Linked DNA regions of Homo sapiens: region 1 is linked to region 2. Evidence: chromatin loops called from intact Hi-C (ENCODE). Cell type or tissue: endothelial cell of umbilical vein. All regions are shown on one strand. Each heading gives the region's core, and the rest is flanking DNA. Links, peaks and the distances in the headings are about the cores only.

The links. Hi-C counts contacts between places; a loop is a spot of excess contacts. Peaks named below come from ENCODE experiments on the same cell type or tissue, not always from the same donor. Only the 100,000 strongest peaks of a DNase experiment are listed, where the experiment ranks them.
Region 1: a loop joins it to region 2, with 15 times the contacts of the local background. A loop is called at or near these places in 4 of 110 quality-filtered maps.

Annotation. Positions count from the first base shown.
Region 1 is chr14:74,289,879-74,300,251 of GRCh38, forward strand. It overlaps ABCD4 (ATP binding cassette subfamily D member 4), which reads right to left. Exons shown (of 19, transcript NM_005050.4): 2 at 10,272-10,373; 3 at 9,670-9,797; 4 at 8,052-8,191; 5 at 6,455-6,571; 6 at 5,976-6,101; 7 at 5,270-5,320; 8 at 3,276-3,370; 9 at 2,870-2,991; 10 at 2,673-2,764; 11 at 2,409-2,498; 12 at 413-621; 13 at 149-240. Among named protein-coding and RNA genes, the nearest start is that of ABCD4, 7.9 kb to the right of the region's middle. RefSeq lists an enhancer at 1,880-2,732. In endothelial cell of umbilical vein, for the core only: CTCF peaks have their summits at 757 (motif pointing left) and 4,597 (motif pointing left); no DNase peak of the experiment used is centred there.
Region 2 is chr14:74,107,004-74,117,376 of GRCh38, forward strand. All of the region lies in intron 5 of LIN52 (lin-52 DREAM MuvB core complex component), which reads left to right. All of the region lies in intron 1 of LOC105370563 (a long non-coding RNA gene), which reads right to left. Among named protein-coding and RNA genes, the nearest start is that of LIN52, 27 kb to the left of the region's middle. In endothelial cell of umbilical vein, for the core only: a CTCF peak has its summit at 4,763 (motif pointing right); a DNase peak (open chromatin) is centred at 4,778.

The sequences.
Region 1 (10,373 bases), core at 749-8,748, 180 kb after region 2:
AGAGCCAGCAGTTCCCAGGCCCGGGCCACTTCACCACCTCACCTTTTGCCCTGACTCTAGGACCTGAGACTTGTCACAGTGCCAGAGGTCCCAGCTGTGGGTGGGCGGGGTTGAGGAGGGAGGAGTGAGCCCCCTGAACTAGACTGACCTGCTCCCGAAGGGTCCCGTCAGTGAAGAATGGCTTTTGTGGCAGGAATAGCACCCCATGGGGCCCAAAGTCCGTCAGCATCTGCACTGAGCCTGCAGAGCCCACAGAAACCTCCATTGTGAGATCTCCCAGAAGAGGCAACTGCCTGTCTCCTCTCTTCCTTGTTCCCCAACAGAAAAGAATGGATTCTACCACACCGTCCCCGCCTTCACCCCACCCCTAGGGCCCAGGCTGGGTCAGAGGCAGGGAGGGCCTGGCTCTCACCCCGTGTACTCGTCCAGAGGCCACCCAGAACCCGGAGCAAGGAGGTCTTGCCAGTGCCCGTGTTGCCTGTGATGAGCAGGCTCTGTCCCTCGGAGATCTTTAGGCTCAGATCCTTGATTAGGGGTTTGTCAGAGGAGGGGGCAGAGATGGAGACCCGCTCAAGGAGAAATGCTGTGTCTGCTGGCTCTGCCGCTGGCCACCCTGGGGGTCTGTGTCAGAGAAGAGAGGGGGCGTGAGGAAGATGGGCAGGGTCAGTATTGCTGTGGGGGAGGCACTGCTCCCGGGAGCCACCACCTGTGGATTATTATGGGCTGACTTGCATCCTCCCAAAATCACATGCTGAAGTCCAGCCCCCTAGTGACTCAGAATGTAACTGCATTCGGAGGCAGGGTCTTTTTTTTTTTTTTTTTTTTTGAGAGAAAGTCTTGCTGTCACCCAGGCTTGAGTGCAGTGGAGCTATCTCAGCTCACTGCAACCTCCGCCTCCTGGGTTCAAGCGATTTTCCTGTCCCAGCCTCCTGAGTAGCTGGATTACAGGTGCCCACCACCGTGCCCATATTTTTAGTAGAGACAGGGTTTCACTATGTTGGCCAGTCTGGTCTCGAACTTGTGACCTCAGGTGATCTGCCCACCTCAGCCTCCCAAAGTGGTGGGATTATAGACGTGAGCTTCCGTGCCCAGCTGGAGGCAGGGTCTTTAAAGAGATGATGTTAACATGAAGTTGTTGGGGTGGGACCCTAATCCAATATGACTGGTGTCCTCTTAAGATAGAGGTGGCAGGGGCACGCACATATAAAGGAAAGGCCACGTGAGGACACAGCAACAAGGTGGCCATCTACAAGCCAAGGAGTGGCCTAAGAAACCAACCCTGCTGACAACTTGATCGTGGACCATAAGCATCCAGAATTGTGAGGAAATTAATTTCTATTGTTTAAGCCAGCCGGTTTGTGGTTTTCTGTCATGGCAGCCTGAGCACATTAATACAGGGGTAGGGGTGGAACTTCTACTCTCTGCCTGGCTGGACAAAGCCCCTTATGGGACTGATCTTACTCAGTCTAATGCCCATGAGTCTCAAATATCATCACAGATGAGGACACTAAGAATCAGGTGGCTAAGTAACTGCCCAGGTTGCAGAGCGGTATTCAACAAATTCTAATGCTGGTGGGTCTTCATGGCATCACAGTGTGACCAGAGTACTAATAACAAGAATGGGAGTGGTTAAAGCTAAATGGTTCTGGAGTTTCTGCCTCTGCATGGATGCCTGGCTCCCCACAGAACAGCAATTCCAGTTTCCTACAGACCCTCCTTCATGCCCAGCCTCTGCACTCATGGTTGCATGAAGCTTTCATTTGGAACAGAAGCAACAGTTAAGGTATTAGCTCCTAAGAAAAGCAAGTTGAGTGTAGGCCCTGGAATTCAGACTGATTTTTGAAAGCTTATGATGTGGCCACTGTCCAAGCACTTTCCATGGATGATGATATCTAATCCCTACAACAAGTGAAGGAAGTTCATTATGACCTCCTTTTCAGACATGAAGAAACAGAACAGTTAGGTAATCTGCCCAAGGAAAGTGTGGAGATCAAGCAAATCCTGAATGCACAGAAATATTACAGATCCACGCAGACACACGGATACAGACATCTCTGGGGCTGAGTGAGGTGGGGGAACAAAGACAGACATGCCCCAAGGAAAGGGGCAGGGAGAGGAATCAGCGGGAGGAGGAAGCACAGGAAGGGGAGGACACTGCAGATTCCTGTTATCTCAGGCAGAAGGTGTGTGTACTTTGCTTCCACTGGCCGGGGAATGGTGTAAATTAACACAACAGATGCCGGAACAGCAACATCGACTGTGAACTTACATGTGCCTGGCATTCCATTTCCATTTACTCCTTACAACTCTGCTGCCCAGCTGGGAAAGGGCAGGACTCCAGGGTAACCCAAGCCAGGTGATGCCACAGCCTGCAGCCTCAACTACTGCTCTGCCAGCCCGCTACTCACGTGTCCAAGCCCCACTCGCTCTCGCCCAGGATCTCGCAGTCCTGTGACTTCAGGGACATGTCCAGAAGCGTCTCCCGAAGCTGCCCAATTCTGAACAAGAAAAGAAAATCTGAGGCAGGGTCTGGGAGCCAGGTGAAGGTGAACTCCTTTTCCTATCTCACACCCACGAGTACATGGTATGTCTCTGTTCCTTTTTTCACTCAGCCACTTCTGCCAGCAGCACACACTTTGCTCAGGAGCCAGAGGGGTGGGACACGGCCTCACCTGTGCGTGTAGCCAGCCACATCTGAGAGCGTCGTGGACAGGTCGATGAGCTGGGTGAAGCAGCTGATGAGGTAGATGCACACAAAGGCATTCTGGACAGGATGGGAAGAGGTCAAGCAGGTCTCGACTCGAGCCCACAGACACTGGGCCAAGGACAGAGAGGGACAGCATGTGGGGTGACCAAGAGGGAGTCTCACCTTGCTGACCAGGGTGCTAAGCTCTGCGGGACTCAGGTCTCCATAGACCCCGCTGAAAATGGGGATTGCGATGACAACGTAACTCAGGATGCTGCCCAGATAGTCAAAGGTGTTGATGCCGACTGTAGAAAACACATCTGTGAGACACCCAGGAACCATCCACATGCCCTACAGCGGACACAACCCTAAGACAGGGAGCAGGACGCCAAGTAGGGCCACGTGGACTCTCTGGATCCTCATTCTCCTGAGGATACTCACAGAAAGGCAACAGCCCCCCCTCCTCATCCCCGGTTAATTCCTTCATCATGGCACATTTATCCTTGCAGACAGGAGGTAGAGAGGTGTGGGAAGGGAAGCAGACCAGTCCAACCCCATGGTTCCCACTTCCCTGGGCCCCCTCGCCTACTGTACAGCCAGAGCTCCTTGGACATCAGCTCCCTCTGGGTCTGAAGGAGTCTCTGCAGCCTGCGGTCTGTCCTCATGTGCTCCACATGCCCAGCTCTGACAAGGAAAGGCTGGGATGTCCACAGGGCTGGAGAGGTTCAGCCAGGTTGGGGGGCCGCCTGTCCCATATCACACCCTCCTTTAGAAACCAAGGCCATTCAAATGATCTTGGTCTCAGGATCTGTCTACTGGTAGCGCCCATTCACGGCTTCAGTCATGCCTTAATGGTATTGTCTGTGTGAAGAACATAAACTCTAGAGTTGGGCAGACCTAGTTCAAATCCTGGCTCTGGCCAGTTACTAGCTGCGTGACACAGGCAGGCTACTTAAGCCTCCAAGCCTCAGTTTTTTTAATCTATAAAATGGAGCCAATAATACCTATGTAATAGGTTAGAGTTAGAATTAAAAGTTTCTAAATATAAAGTGCCAAGCACATAAGGAGCCCTCAATAAATAAAAACTATTGTTAAATAAACATACACAGAGCGGTCACTAGGTGTACCAGGCATTGCACTAGTTAGCTAGTGCAATAAAGAAATGAGAAAATTATCTCTGTCTTTGAGGAGCTCTCAGTCCAGAGGGCAGGCAGGCACACTGCATTCTTCACTTGGAATCAGGAGTACTAAGTGTGCCCTCAGGGCCATGGCAGCAGATAGGCTTAGCCATTAAGGGAGTCTGGGAAGGCTCTCCAGAGGAGGTGATCTGGGGTTTCAAGGATGGGAAGAAATTCGCTAGGCAGAAAAGGTGGAGGGAGATTTCAGATTTTGCACAGAGGCCACAGAAGAACTCATCTGAAACTCTACAAACTAACCTGCCTTCCCCAGAGCTTCATGAGCAGAGGCTGCAGAATCCAAAAGCAACTTTTTTCTTTTTTTTTTTTTGAGACGGAGTCTTGCTCTGTCACCCAGGCTGGAGTGCAATGGCAGGATCTTGCCTTACTGCAACCTCTGCCTCCCGGATTCAAGTGATTCTCCTGCCTCAGCCTCCCCAGTAGCTGGGATTACAGGTGCCCGCCACCATGCTCAGCTAATTTTTTGTATTTTTAGTAGAGACAGGGTTTCACCATGTTGGCCATGGCTGGTCTCGAACTCTTGACCTCAGGCAATCCACCCGCCTCGGCCTCCCAAAGTGCTGGGATTACAGGCATGAGCCACCATGCCCGGCCTCCAAAAGCAACTTTTTTACACACCCAGCCCTGCCCACCTCACAACCCCACCCCAGCGCAGATTCCCAGTATTCTTGGTGCCCTCAAGTGGTGGAGGTTGCAAACTGCAGCAGAGACTGAGGAGCAAAGGTCCCAGGGCTATCACATCCACCCCAAGTACAGAGCCAAGGAGTAGCTTCCACTTCTTAAACGCAAACCTCTGCCTGCACTATCAATCCTAACGCTGATTTCAGAGGCCTCACATAAGGCAGAGCACAGGGACCGGTTCTGGCCCTGGAGGGAAGGGATGGGATTTCATGCCGCTGCTGCTGCTCCTGCTGCTGCCGTCAGGAGACCAGACGCTTGGCTCCATTAGACAGCATTGTGGGGAGCAGGTCTCCTGGTTTTCTGAGAAGCTCCCATTCCATCCCACGCTACGGAGACAAAGGATCAGGCTTGAACCTCAGGCACTGGCAAGAAAGCTTCTTAACAGACAGAAGAGCAGAGGCAGACGGATGTCTTACAGTCACCAGCAAGAGGATGAGGCATTCATTCATTTGACAATTTCAGGCCCCACGCTAGGCCACTAAGACTAAAGCTGGCCACAGTAAGGAACCACCAGCTTCAGAAGCAAACCCCTGGACCTAAGGATGAGGCAGGCAAGGGCAGGGGGAGGTAGAGGGAGAGGGTCACAGCCAAGTGTGACAACACTCAGCCCCTGAGCTCGGTGGTGGTGGGAGGGTTGAGGATTCATCTTTCCTTCTCCACTCTCAGCTCTGGCAAGGCAGAAGGGGAACCATCTCTCCAGACTCACCTGTAGAAAGCAGCAGGCTCCGCATTCACCCGAATCTGCATGTGCTTGAACCTGGGCGGACCAAAGGGAAATGTGTGCTGACAACAGGGAGTACTGGCCTCACTCTTGTTGGAGTCCTGGATCACAAAGACCGCCCAAGCGGAGCCCGGCTCTGCCTCAAAACCGTGGCTGCCTCAGTCTGACCCTTTCCTGGACTGTTATGGGGTAGAAAACCCCAGGGCTAGGTGGTGTGGCAGGAGCTCTGCAGAGACAGGGCTGCCCCTCAGCTTTCTGCAGAGAGGACAGGGGTATTCCTGCTCACAGCATCTCCTCCTCCCAGGGCCTGGCCCAAAGGAGGGGGACAAGAAGCACAGGGCAGGCACTGGATCCATTGGCTGCCACACCCAACTGATCCAAGACAGGGCGGTTATGCCAGGGCAGTGAGAAGGCCAAGAGATGACAATGACGATGGTGATGGCCAGGCAGACACGGTTCTCAGACCTTCTCAGGTATGATTTCATTAATCCTCCTAATCCTCTCAGTAGGCAACGGTACCATTTCCACTTTAGAGACAAGAACATTGAAGCTTGGAGAGGTTAAAGACCTCTCCAAGATCACACAGCTAGTAACTGGCACAGCTAGGATTTGAACTTAGGCAGTTTTACTCCAGATCCCCTTCCTTAACTATTATGCCCCAGCCCAGAAACCTCAAGTGAGGGAGACACACCTAAAATCTCCCTCCAGCTTCTCCTGATGCACCAGCTTCATCACAATGGGGCCCATCAAAGTTTTGTTCACCACGGTCCCCAGGATGAAATACCCGAAGATGCTCACAGGCCCGAGCCAGCCTGTGCTGAAATAGAGAGAGAGGGAGAGAAGGGAGAGGGTGTGGGGTGCCACCTATCCCCACATGCCTCAGCCCTGACTCCTGTTCCCTCTCAGGTAGCCCCTGTCCAATCTGAGTGGCCCAATGGGCCCTCTGCTCCTATGTGGGGGCATCTGGTATGAGCTCTCAGAGCCAGGATATCTGTGACACTGCAACACAGGGCCAAAGGAAGGGCAGGGGCCTGAGCACGTGGGATGGGTGAGCACGTGGTAAGGTACGGTGGGAGAGAGGGGAAATAAGCTTCTCTTGGACCTTGACCTGGGAGAGCTGACTGAGGGCCCTCTGGGGAAACACCAGGCTGGGGAGGAGGGAGGCTTCACCTTTGGAAGCACTGGTAAGTGTAGTAGACGAGGGTGAACGGGGAGATGATGAGCTTGCTGGCCATGCTGCTGAGCTGCCGGCAGAATCGCTCCACGTCCTGGCTGATGCGCTGGTCCCTGGAGCCAATGACACAGAGTAGCTGGACCCAGGGAGATGGGCCCAAAGGTAGAGAGAACAAGAAACTTTCACATCACCTCTGCTCTTGACCTTGCCTCACAGTGCTGTGAACACTGACCCTATGGGAAGAGGGAACCAGACAAGGCTGGTTTCCTAGGGGCAACTAAATCCCAGGGCCTTTAAACAGGGTTCTAGAGAGTTGCATCTTACGGTGCCTTAGTTAATCCCCTGAAAAAGTGGGAACTGAAAGGTCCAGTACCCAGGGGCCTGAGCCAGCTCTGAGCAGAGCCAAAGAAAAACTTGAAGGTAGATGAGCTGTTTTGGATGATCAAGAAGACTATCCCCTTTATCTCAATCCTCCCAAATTTCTCTTATATAAGCCCTAGCCTGGCCCCTTTAGTTATCTGGCTGTGAAAGCTCCAGGCTGTGAGGCACACCTGTAGTCCCAGCTACTCAGGGGGCAGAGGCAGGATGGAAGCCATAGCCATCAGAAAGAGGCCTAGAAGTTAGGCAGCAGCAGCAGCCTCCCACGCATCTTTGCACCAAAGCTAAGCTTGAGCTGAGAGGTACCCCAACCAACAAAGTGCTTGCTAGGAAGGTGGTGAGTGAGGGGATGGGTGTGAAGGAGACCCCCTATGTCTCATCTCACCACTAGGGCCATACTGATTCCTATTCCCAATGAGTGACGTGACCTTGGGCAAGTCACTTGCAATCTCTGGGCTTCAGCTTCCTCATCTGTAAAATAACAATAGCTAACTTACACTGAAACACTTGCTATGTGTCAAGCACTGTACATGTGCATTACATGAATGATATTTCATCCTCACTACACCCTTTGAGATAGGAACTATTATTGTCCTCATTTTACAGAAGGGGAACCTGGGGCTTGGTGACTTTAAGAGTTATAACCTGAGTGGTGATAGAATGGAGATGTGAATCCTAGACTGAGTCCTGGATAGTGGTAATTTTTTTTACTGATGAAAATCTAAGAGCTGGTTTTTCTAGCAAGGACATTTTCTTTAGAACCCTCTAAAGAAACCCCTTAGTCTTCTTACTGGAAGACTAAGATATAAAGTATGAAAAGGACAAAAGAAAGCTGCTCCTAACATTTTTCTTTTTTTTAAGAGATGGGGGTTTCTGCTATGTTGCCCAGGCTAGAGTACAGTGGCTATTCCCAAGTGTGCTCACGGTGCACTACTCCTGGGCTCAAGTGATCCTCCTGCCTCAGCCTCCTGAGTTGTTGGGACTACAGGTGCATGCCACTGCACCTGGCAGGCTTCTTCTTTTTAGCTGCCTATTCACAGCCCTGCAGCTTCTCCAGGAGTCCTCTGCAGGGCACCCTCCCCCATGACTCTGGGCAGCAGCATTTGAAAACGACTGCAGATGATCTCCTTGGTGTCTGCCACCAGCAGTCTCCAGGGCTAGGCCAGAAGGAAAGGACCACACAGAGTGTAGAAAGGACTGAGTTGGGGCGCCTACGGGTTATCGATGTCATCCCGCAGCACGTTGAGGGTGTAGTACGCACGGCCCCGGAAGTAGAGGCGGTGAAGGTGCTCAGTGAGGTCCTTCCTCCAGCTCACATACAGCAGGTTGCAGGTGAACTGATCAAAGCTCTTCAGCTGTGCAGTGGGGGAAGCAAGGGGAAGGGAGAGATGGCTTCCTGAAAATCTCAGCTCAAAGCTCAAGGCTCGCAAGAGCCTCCGCTGACCCATCCCAGCCCACTCTGACTCTGATTACTCCGTCCACTCAGCACTTTTCTTTTTTAAATCATCGAGTCATGGGACTTTCCCTTCCTCACTCACTCACGTGTTCATTCCTTCACCAAATTTTTTTTCTCTGAGATGGAGTTTTACTCTTGTTGCCCAGGCTGGAGTGCAATGGCGCGATCTTGGCTCACCACAACCTCCGCCTCCCAGTTTCAAGCGATTCTCCTGCCTCAGCCTCCCGAGTAGCTGGGATTACAGGCATGCACCACCACGCCCAGCTAATTTTGTATTTTTAGTAGAGACGGGGTTTCTCCATCTTGGTCAGGCTGGTCTGGAACTCCCGACCTCAGGTGATCCGCCCGCCTCGGCCTCTCAAAGTGCTGGGATTACAGGCGTGAGCCACTGTACCCAGCCTCCTTCACCAAATATTAAAGGGCTTACCAGAGGCAAGACCCTCTTTCTACACTGTCTTATTTTGAGAGTAGATGAGCTTCTGAAGATTGGAGACCATATTGTCGATTCCATTTATGTTCTTACTCCTTTGTCCCCCAAGCTTGGGACAGAGATTTGTATGCATAGGTGCTTACTGACCGAAGACCCAACAAAAGTGGCCATGGTACGATGAGCAGTGGCTTCCCCAAGAAAACAGGTGGCACAGCCTGGCAGACAGCATTAGGCTTGAGTTCTGGTACAGCCCTGAGTCTCATCATTTACCATTTCCAGGGCACCTATGTGCTAAGCACTAGGGACATTATGAGCTCACAGTTTAGCCAGAAAACAATTACAAGCGTGTGAGGAGTGTTACAGCGAGGTAAACTCAAGGAATTCGTTAAGTACAGAAAAAGGGCAGAGTTTGGTGGAGGAGACACAAAGGAGAAAGCTGAGAAAGACTTGAAAGAGGTGACAACGGAGGGATGACGAAGAGTGAGCAGGTGGTAGCCCCCCTACTGAATGAGGGGTAGGGGAGGAGGCCATTCTGCAAGAAAGCACTGTTCAAAGGCTGGGAGGTGTGACATGGTGCCAGGGTGAGTCACAGCCTCGGTCCCGCAGAGGAGGAGCAGCAGCTCTGGCTGCTGAGCCGTTTTAATGAGCTGCCGGAAATAAGAGTTCTAGGAAGGAAAGGGGCAATGATCAGTTCTGCTAAATGCTGAATTAAACCAGAACCTGTGGCCTGGGCCCAGGAGTGGAAACATCTGAGGAATCAGTCCCACGTGGGCCAATAGCAAGATCAACGTGCTTAATAAAGGCAACTATCCCTTTAGTTCCCAGAAAAGGGAGGAAACACACCCCCACAGCTTGCTTCCTGCTTCCTGGAGGCTAAGTTCCACTAGGCATTACGGTCACACTGGACTGGAGAGGACGAGAGACACAGAGAGAGGGAAAGATCTTACCGTGGAGTTCAGAACAATGAGCATGACAGCCAGGAATGTCAGAGTCTTAAACCCTTCCAAGTCTTTGTTTCCCAGGACCCCATAGTACTGACTGGGGATCAAGCCAACCTGGTAGATCACAAATTGCTCTGAAAGGAGGGAGAGGAGTAAGAAATCAGTGATGAGGGGTTAAAAAGAAGGGAGGCTTCTTCCTGAGTCCCTGCCTCATCAGCACCCCAAAGAGATGAAAAGGGGCCGGGCGCGGTGGCTCACGCCTGTAATCCCAGCACTTTGGGAGGCTGAGGCGGGTGTATCACCTGAGGTCATGAGTTCGAGATCAGCCTGGCCAAGATGGTGAAACCCTGTCTTTACTGAAAAATACAAAGTTTAGTCGGGCGTGGTGGTGGGTGCTTGTAATCCCAGCTACTCAGGAGGCGAAGGCAGGAGAATCACTTGAACCAGGGAGGCAGAGGTTGCAGTGAGCTGAGATTATGTCACTGCACTCCAGCCTGGGCAACAAGAGAGAAACTCTGTCTCAAAAAAAAAAAAAAAAAAAAAAAAGATGGAAAGGGACCCCAAACCAGAGCTCCCCTCCCTCCTCTAGTCTGGGCTCACTCACTCACCCAGTAGGGTCAGGCACAAAAGGGTCAGGAACATCAAGGCATTTTGTGATGACCAAGAAGGAAACAAAACCTTCAGTATCTGCAGGAACCGCTGGAGAAATT
Region 2 (10,373 bases), core at 858-8,857:
ATCCTTTGCATTCTGACCCTCGCCGGATTACTCTAGCCTTCTTACATCTCCTCTACCAAAACACATGCACTGTCTCTGTCTGAAGCTTCGGGAAATTGTTCTTTTTCTGGGTAGTTGGTGTTTTAGTGATGAGACGTAATATTTGAAGGTCTTATTTCTGGAATGTCTTCTCTTATGACAGTGGATGGTCAACAGCACAGAATAAATACAGTGTGAAACTTGTTGATGATCGCTTGGTTTATCTTCTACTTGAACCCTACTCCATCACTATTATTACATGCTTATGATCCTGATTTAGACCTGTAAGTTTCAATACTACATTGCTTCCTTTATTCCTAAGGTTCATTATCATGAATCCTATTGAATACTAGTTCTCAGCAGTTTTTACCCTCTCTTTCTGGAATACTTCCCCATCTTCTTAGTTCTACTCATGCTATTCCTTTTTCTCGGTAAGCTGTCCTTCTATCAGCTTTCCCTTTTCATCCTTGATTTAGAAAGTGAGTGCTCTCTCTGGCCTCTCAAATTGCCCCTAGAGCAGTTTGTTTGTTTGATTTGTAAGGTGCTTTTACCATTCTTCTTGGAGATTTTTGGTACATGTCTCAGTCCTTGGACTGATTGTAACTTTTTAAGATAAGAATCATATTTTTACTTTTTCAGCCCATAGCCCATAGATTTTTTTCCCCATCTCTGAAGACCACAGACCAGTTAGTAGTCATGCAAATGACCTACTTACTAGCTATCTTTGAAATATTTTTAAATAAAATGTGAAAACTGGGAAAGCAGAGGATTGTATCATTTGAAACTACGGCTAAACCTTGGGACCCTGATACATTTGGTTTTTTTCTCTTTTTTTTGGGTAACAGCTTTATTGAGATGTAATTCACATAGTCTATAATTCCCCATTTATAGTGTGCAATTCAGTGATTTTTGTATATTCAGAATTTTGCAGTCACCACCACAACCAATTTTACAACATTTTCATCACCTGAAAAACCTTGCACCCATTAGCAGTCACTCCCCATTACTTCCCAAACTCCCCAGACCTAGGCTGTTACTTACTGGCTTCATGTCTCTATGGATTTGCCTCGTCTGGACATTGCTTGTAAATGAAATCATATAATATGTGGTTTCTTGTGACTGGATTCTTTCTGTTAAGATAATGTTTTCAGTGTTCAATTATGCTATAGCATGTATCAGTGCTTTCTTTCTTTTTATGGCTGAATAATATTCCATTGTATAGATACGCCACATTGTATTTATCTACCTGGTGATGGGCGTTTGAGTTGTTTTCACTACTTGGCTACTTCAAATAATGCTGCTGTGAACATTCAGGTTCAACCAAAACACACAACTTTTTGGGTAAACATGTTTTCATTTTCTTAGGTTTATAGCTAGAGGTGGAATTCCTGGGTCATGTGGTAACTCTATATCTGATCTATTGAGGAACTGTCAGACTGTTTTCCAAACTAGCTGAACCATTTTGCATTCCCACAAGCAGTGTATAAGGGTTCCAGTTTTCTCACACCCTTGCCAATACTTGTTATTTGTATTTTTTGTTTTTTTAATTATTATCATGTCCATCATAGAGGGTATGAAGTAGTGTCTCATTGTGGTTTGGATTTGCATTTGTCTAGTAATAATGGTGTTTAGCATGTTTTCATGTGCTTATTATATATCTTCTTTGGAGAACTATCAATTCAGATCCTTTGCTTATTTGTAAATTGTATTGTTTGTGTTTTTATTATTGAATTGTAAGACTTCATTATATATTCTAGAAACATATATATGTTATTATCACATATATGACATTATCAGATATATGACTTGCAAAAGTTTTCTCTCATTCTATGGGTTGTCTTTTTACTTTCTTAATGGTGTCCTTTGAATCACAAAGCTTTAAATTTTGATGAAATCCAATTTATCTATTTTGTTGTTGCTTGTGTTTTAGTGTCCTACCTGATAAACCATTGCCTAATCCAGGTTCTCAAAAACTTATGCCTGTGTTTTCTTTTAAGAGTTTTATAATTTTAGATTTAGGTCTTTGATTCATTTTAAGTTAATTTTTATATTTGGTGTGAGATAGGGATCTAAATTAATTCTTTCGCATGTGGATATCCAGTTTTCTTAGCATCGTTTGTTGAAAAGACTATCCTTTTTCTATTGAATTGTCTTGACATCCTTGTAAAAAATCAGTTGGCAGCCAGGCATGGTGGCTCACACCTGTAATCCCAGCACTTTGGGAGGCCAAGGTGGGAGAATTGCTTGAGCCCAGGAGTTTGAGACAAGCCTGGGCAACAAAGTGAGACTCCATCTCTACAAAAAGATTAAAAATTAGCCATACATGGTGATGTGCACCCATAGTCTCACCTACTCAGGAGGCTGAGCCTGGGAGGTTGAGGCTTCAGTGAACCATGATCACACCTCTGCACTCCAGCCTGGGCTATAGAGAGAGACCCTGCCTCAAAACAAAAAAAATTGGTTGGCCGTAAATGTGAAGGTTTATTTCTAGACTCTCATTCTATTCCATTGATGTAATCTCTATCCTTATGCCAGTAATTCACTTTCTTGCTTACTGTAGCTTTGTAGTAAATTTTGAAATTGGGATGTGTGAGCTTTCCAACATCAACAATGTTTTGCAATTTTCAAAGCACAAATATTATACTTCATTTGTTAAATTTTTTCCTAAGTACTTTATTCTTTTTGATGCTATTATAAATGGAATTGTTGTCTTAATTTCATTTTCAGTTTGCTCATTGCTACTACTGAGAAATAGAATTAATTTTTGTATATTGATCCTGTATTCTGCAACTTCGTTGAACTTATTTCTTTAGTTCTAATAATGTTTTAGTAGATTATTTATAATTTTCCATATACAGAATTGTCATTTGCAAAGAGAGACAGTTTTACTTCTTCATTTCCATTCTGACTGCCTTTAAATTAATTCTTTTTCCTAATTGTCCTGGCTAGAAATCCCAGTACAGTGTTGAATAGACGTGGCAGGAGTGGACATCCTTGACTTTTCCTGATCTTTGGGAGAAACCCACAGTGTTAGCTGTGGGCTTTTTGTAGATGTGCTTTAATGTAAATAAGGTAACACTGAATATATTACCTTCTAAAAAAGCTTTGAGGAATTTAGCTTACTTTGATATAAGTAGTTGCTTCTGCTGATTAATCATATAATTCTGTACGTTCATGTAGCAGTTTAATGGGACTGTTATTTGGCTAAATTTTATCACTGTTGTTTTTTAAAAGCAACATTTCACTGTAAAAAGATTGAGAGGGATGCCAAGCGGGGATGATTGCTTGAAGCCAAGTGTTTGTAACCAGCCTGGGCAACAAAACGAAGACTCCATTCTCTAAAAGAAAGACCCCATCTCTAAAAGAAAAAGATTAAGGCCAGTGTGGTGGCTCACGCTTGTAATCCTAGCACTTTGGGAGGCTGAGGTGGGCAGATAACCTGAGGTCAGGAGTTTGAGACCAGCCTGGCCAACATGGTAAAACCTTGTCTCTACAAAAATTAGCTGGGCATGGTGGCGCACGCCCATAGTCCCAGGTACTCAGGAGGCTGAGGCAGGAGAATCGCTTGAACCTGGGAGGCAGAGGTTGCAGTGAGCCGAGATTATGCCACTGCACTCCAGCCTGGGTGACAGAGCGAGACTCCATCTCAAAAAAAAAAGGAGGCCAGGCATGGTGCCTCACGCCTGCAATCCCAGCACTTTGGGATGCCAAGGCAGGCAGATCACGAGGTCAGGAGATCGAGACCATCCTGGCTAACACAGTGAAACCCCGTCTCTACTAAAAATACAAAAAAAGTTAGCCGGGCGTGGTGGTGGGCACCTGTAGTCCCAGCAACTTGGGAGGCTGAGGCAGGAGAATGGCATGAACCTGGGAGGTGGAGCTTGCAGTGAGCCGAGATCGCGCCACTGCACTCCAGCCTGGGTGACAGAGCGAGACTCCGTCTCAAAAAAAAAAAAAAGATTAAGATGTCTCCATTCAAAACTTAATACTTTATCCCATTAATCTACATTGATGAAGTTATCTATACAACTTTACTATTTGGTACTTTATTTGATGGTAGTAACTAAGAAAAACTGCTTTCAAGAAGCAGAAGTTTCCACAGCACTAGCCTGTGGTACTAGACTTCTCCACCCTCTGGGCATGTGATTTGCAAAAAAGTGATCATTTACATTTAGAAGTTGTTTCCCATCTAGATAAAATTCTAAACAGTTCTTTTGATTTGTAATTTTAATATATAAAGGAGGGAAGGGAGAGTATAACTGTGATTCTTACACCTTTTTGTTTTTTTGGAGACAGGGTCTCTGTTGCCCAGGCTAGAGTGCGGTGGTGCAGTCATAGCTCACTGCAGCCTTGACCTCCCAGGTTCAAGCAATCCTCCCAGCCCAGCCTCTCGAGTAGCTGGAACCACAGGACAGTGCCACCATGCCTGACTGATTTTTTTTTTTTTTTAATTTTTATTTTGTAGAGATGGGGTCTCCCTGTGTTGCCCAGGCTGGCCACATCCTCCTAGGCTCAAGCAATCCTCCCGCCTCAGCCTCCCAAAGCACTGGGATTATAGGTGTGAGCCACCATGCCCTGCCCCTGGTATTTATTTATTTATTTATTTATTTATTTATTTATTTATTTATTTTTGTGGGCTGACATCAGAATTATTTGTCTGGCTTCCCTTATTAGGCCAATTAAGTCCTACCTCTCATAGAACTAAATTAATAGTCCTTGACTGAGGAGAAAAATCATCTAGCCTTTAACCTCTAGATGGCAGCATGAGTCTTTCTGTACCACTAACAGAAAGACTACCCACATCTCTTGAACTGGATTTTTGATCTATGTAAAAACTTGTTGTGATTTTTTTTCTTTTTTTCTTTTTTTTTGTTTTGAGATGGAGTTTCGCTCTTGTCGCCCAGGCTGGAGTGCAATGGCGTGATCTCAGCTCACCGCAACCTCCGCCTCCGTGGTTCAAGCTATTCTCCTGCCTCAGCCTCCCGAGTAACTGGGATTACAGGCATACGCCACCACGCCAGGCTAATTTTGTATTTTTAGTAGAGATGGGGTTTCTCCATGTTGGTCAGGCTGGTCTTGAACTCCTGAACTCAGGTGATCCGCCCACCTCGGCCTCCCAAAGTTCTGGGATTACAGGCATGAGCCACAGCACCTGGCCCCTTCTTGTGATTTTTACCAGACTACTTGCCTAGCTTTGTTGATACCTTGTTGATTTTTATTTTTAGCTTTTTGTTTTTCTTTTTTATCTCTTCATCTTTTTTTACATATTTCCTTGTTTGTTTGTTTTTTTTTAAATTTTTTTTTGAGACAGGGTTTCCCTCTGTTGCCCAGGCTGGAGTGTAGCAGCACAATCTCGGCTCACTGCAACCTCTGCCTCCGGTTCAAGCGATTCTCCCACTTAGTAGAAAAAAATTCTAAAAATGTGGTTAATTCAATAGTTTTTATATCTGCATATAAGACCCTAAAAATGGGTTAAGTTCTCTTGTCTCAATACTTTCCCCTACCAGTGACTTATCTTGTATCCTTGGACTCTGTTGGTTTTCATGTGGTATCAGGCAATGCTCTATTACATTAAACAGGAATGTTAGCTAAAGTTGATGAAACTACATTGGACTAATTAGTCCTTCAAGAAAAATTTAATTGTTTTAAAATAAAGCTTTCAAATATTTAGCCATTTTGAATAACAAAAGAATGAAGTGTCCTGTTCAGCAACTGTTTGGGTGACTACTTCATACAAGGCTATGTAGGGGATAGGAAGATAATTACTGCCCTCTTGTAGATTAAAATCTAGTAGGAAAGGAAGATAAGACAACTAAGGTAAATGATTCTTAAAAAAATATAGAGGAGAAAAGCTCTATGAGAGTACAAAGAACTATATGGATGGGGGAGAAGAGGCAATTGCATTAGATTGCTACAGGAGTGGCAGATAAACTTCATTTTATTTAGTTAAGACCTGCCTAGGACCATTGAATTGAGAAAGATTTTGAGAGGGAGCCTAGATTCAGAGAAGGCAATTAGTGATGTCTGTTATAGACAAGGGAAATGAGTATGGTAATATTTGCAATTTCTGGAACATTGGAAATAAACCTGGCCAGGTGCGGTGGCTCACGCCTGTAATCCCAGCACTTTGGAAGGCTGAGTTGGGTGATCACCTGAGGCCAGGAGTTTGAGACCAGCCTGGCCAACATGGTGAAACCCCGCCTCTACTAAAAATACACAAATTAGCCAGGCGTGGTGGCGGGCGCCTGTAATCTCAGCTACCCGGGATGCTGAGGCAGGAGAATGACTTGAATCTGGGAGGCAGAGGTTGCGGTGAACTGAGATGATGCCACTGCATTCCAGCCTGGGCAACAGAGCAAGACTCTGTCTCAAAAAAAAGGAAGGAAGGAAAGAAAGAAAACCTTAAAGAACACAAAGATGGGTAGAAATGGAAAGGGAGCATATTCTAGGTAGAGTGAATGTTAAAGAGTTTGAAAGCAACAGCTCTGCTCAAGGAACGGTGCGAGTGGTTGAATCTAGACCCCAGGTTATGTTAGGTCTCATAATGACTAAGACTAGGAAGGAGATAGAGGGGCCAGACTGAGGAGGGCCTTGAACTCCAGGGGTCAAGGAGTTATTCTCAGTGGTAGTAGGGAGCATGTGAAATGTTCTTTAAAAAGTATCTTAATGCTGTCAAATTAACTGTGTGTGTTGTAGATGGTTTGGGGAGACCCTTTACTAAAAGAGATTTTACTACAATTTTTTTTATTGTAAAAATAAAGAAGAAAGTAAAAAAAAGAAAACCACCAACAAACCATAGCCTTACCACTGAGAGATAACCACTATTAACATTTCATGTGTTTCCTGGCCCCACTTTTAGTCCCTTTATGTGTCTATGTGTGTGTTTATATGTATACTTGCATCCATTCATGTACCATGTACACAGATAATGCTATTTTTCTTTCTTTTCTTTTTTTTTTCTTTTCTTTTCTTTTTTTGAGACAGGGTCTCCCTCTGTCACCCAGGCTGGAGTGCAATGGTGTGATCTTGGCTCACTGCAACCCCTACCTCCCGGGCTCAAGCAAGTCCCCCACCTCAGCTTCCCAAGTAGCTGGGACTACAGGTGTGAGCCACAGCGCCCGGCCAGAAATGCTTTTTTAATATAACTGAGATTAGTGTGTGTGTGTGTGTGTGTGTGTGTGTGTGTGTGTGTAGTTTTAACTTGTGCTTTAAAAAATTTTATTCTATCTTAAGCATTTTCCTGTGTCATTAAAAGTTCTACCACTGAAGATTTTTGAATAGGAAAGATACACACCTTTAGGAGGCATTGGTGCACAGGATAGAGTAGGATGGTAGAGAGAGGAGGCAGGAAGTTACAGTGGGAATCCAGGGTGAAGGATTGAGAGCTTGAATGGATGATGGCAGTGAGAATGGGAAGAAGTGCACTGACAATAGATTTTTCAGATTTGGAATTTTTAGGAGTAGGTAAATGTCTGGATGGGGATGTTACGGGATAAGCTGAAATTAGAGCTTACCATGATGTTTTAGCCTAATTAATGACAGGGAAGTCAGAAGGAGGCTAGATGCCTGCTTAACAACAACAACAACAACAAAAATCACATAATTCTTTTACTTGCTCCTTTGTAGGCAGGCATCTTTATTTTCTTAGAAATAAGTAAATGTCATTTGTAGAGGCTAGAGGTTAGTGTTATTAATAAGATATCTAGTTCAGTCATATTACCTAGGCAACAGGTAATGTTTTAGATAGTGAATGGTGAGTTATTTGATCTCAAAGAAATCAATATGTGAAATAGGATGTACATAACTTCAGAAGTTGACTTGTGAAGTCCCTATTTTCTTTGGCTGGTCATTAGGCTGCTAAGTAGAATGACTGACTTTTGTATGGTTTTCTTCCACAATAGTGCTTTTTCTTTCGGTTCCCTACCTATGAACTTTTCCTGAACTTTCCTACAAGTTTAAAAAGTTGTTATGGCCTCTCTATACAGTAGACATCCAATTCTTTGTTAACTGGAAAAAAGTTTCAGAAGTTTAAATTTGAAGTAACAGGAATTGGTCCAAAATATTTGTTGTTGCTCATGTTTTAAATAAGCGACATTGGATTATATCAGCACTGGGATAATTCCCATTAGGTATTATGACTGCAATTTACATGCAATTGGAAATTAGTGATTGAGAGGGAAACAGATTGCCAAATTATCTTCCAAAAAGGTACTCCCCACTCCATATCCTTGCTAATAACAAGTATTATAATTATTTAAAGTCATTGCCAACTTGATAGGCAAAATATTGTCTTGTTCTAATGTTCATTTCTTCTATTGTGAAGGCGAACTTTTTTTTTCCATGTTTCTTGATCCTATCTGTTGATGAGGGCTGGAAGTTCAAGAAAGTATAAATTTAAATTATTTTAACCTGAAAAATAAAGCCAGAGAACTTGATTGAAAAGCACCCCAAAGACTGTGTTGAAATCTGCATTGCAAATACTGATGGAAACTTATCCTTGTTTTCTTTGTTTTATGCATTACTTTACCATCTTGCCATAGTCATTAGCTTTGCACCTATTTAGGTTACAGCATAAAATCTAGGAACTCCACTTTGAAGGGATCATGGTTATTCTTAATTAGAAATTGTCAATTTAGCCTTAAGTATTTTATTTTTTGAAATGTTTTATGATAATGTGAAGTAAACCATGCCATTATTTCTCATTTTTCCCTTGGTTAACAAATTAGGATATACAAATCTTCAAATTACCTTTAAGGCTTGTAAACATTCAAATCTTTTATCCGTTAGTCAAGTTATTTCATAAACCCAACATTGCCTCTGAAATGGCTTTACACACAAAGAGGATTTTACCATAAAATGCTTGTGGTGTTTCATTCTCTTCTGATTTTTTGTAGGGGAAGGGGGTTGGAGAGTAGGCAGAGTATAAATTAATTTGGATGGTGTTGGTTTCAAAGTAGCATTCCATGTAATTCTGCAGAAAGTGTGATAAATAAGAAAATGGGCCAGGCATGGTGGCTCATGCCATAATCCCAGCACTTTGGGAGGCCAAGGTGGGCAGATCACCTGAGATTGGGAGTTTGAGACCACCCTGGCCAACATGGTGAAACCCTGTCTCTACTAAAAATACAAAAATTAACCGGGTGTGGTGGCACATGCCTGTGGTCTCAGCTACTGGGGAGACTGAGGCATGAGAATCGCTTGAACACAGGAGGTGGAGGTTGTAGTGGGCCAAGATTAAGCCACTGCACTCCAGCCTGGGCAACAGAGTGAGACTCTGTCTCAAAAAATAAAAAATAAAAAAAATACATAATAAAACAAAGTTCAACATTTGGGAAATACCAGGTGAATTATAGTGTTACCCATACAGTAGAATACAATGTGGTCATTAAAAAACATTAAAGGGGCTGGCCACTGTGGCTTACGCCTGTAATCCCAGCACTTTGAGAGGCTGAGGTAGGCGGATCATTTGAGATCAGGAGTTCGAGACCAGCCTGGCCAAGCTGGTGAAACCCCGTCTCTACTAAAAATACAAAAATTAGTCACTCGTAGTGGTGGACACCTGTAATCCCAGCTACTCTGGAGGCTGAAGCAGGAGAATCACTTGAACCTGGGAGGTGGAGCTTGCAGTGAGCTGCCAAGATTGTGCCACTGCACTCCAGCCTGGGTGACAGAGTAAGACTATGTCTCTAAAAAAAAAAAAAAGAAAAGAAAAAAAGCACTAAAGGGCATTTCATGACAGAAAGGTATTCATTATATATAAGGATAATAGCAAGTGACAAAATGCAGAACATACAATTTTACAGCAGGTGTTTTTTTTTTTTTTTCTTTTGAGAGCATGGACATAGACAAATGGCTGGAAGGAAATACACCAGTATGTTTTAATGACTATCTTGAGTGGTTTTTAAAATTTTCTGAATTTTCCAAATTAACAAAAACACATTCTAGTCTGTTGAATAGGAAAAAAATACTACTTAAAAAAATAAGGAAAAGTTGTATGCCATTTTAGAAACAAAATTGTACTTAAATCTCTGAATTTTCTAGGCAGTTAAATTTTTGAGCTCTTCTGTGGACTGTTTCTAAATAAAAATGAGTAGATCCATTAACAATTGATCAGTTTATACAAGTGATAAATAGCAAGGTGAATGTTTCCCATACATATCTCATTTCCCATACTCAGGATGTGCTTGCATAAGTAGGAATTGAGAGCAAAAGAAATGGTAGGCTGTTGGGTCATGGGCAAGAGACGATTTAGTTGGCCAAAGAAGCATATTTTCTTAAGCAAATGTTGGCCAAGATGTTACTTTATGTTTTCGGGCTGTCTTCACTGTAGTTGGAGAACTGTGAACTCTTGGTAT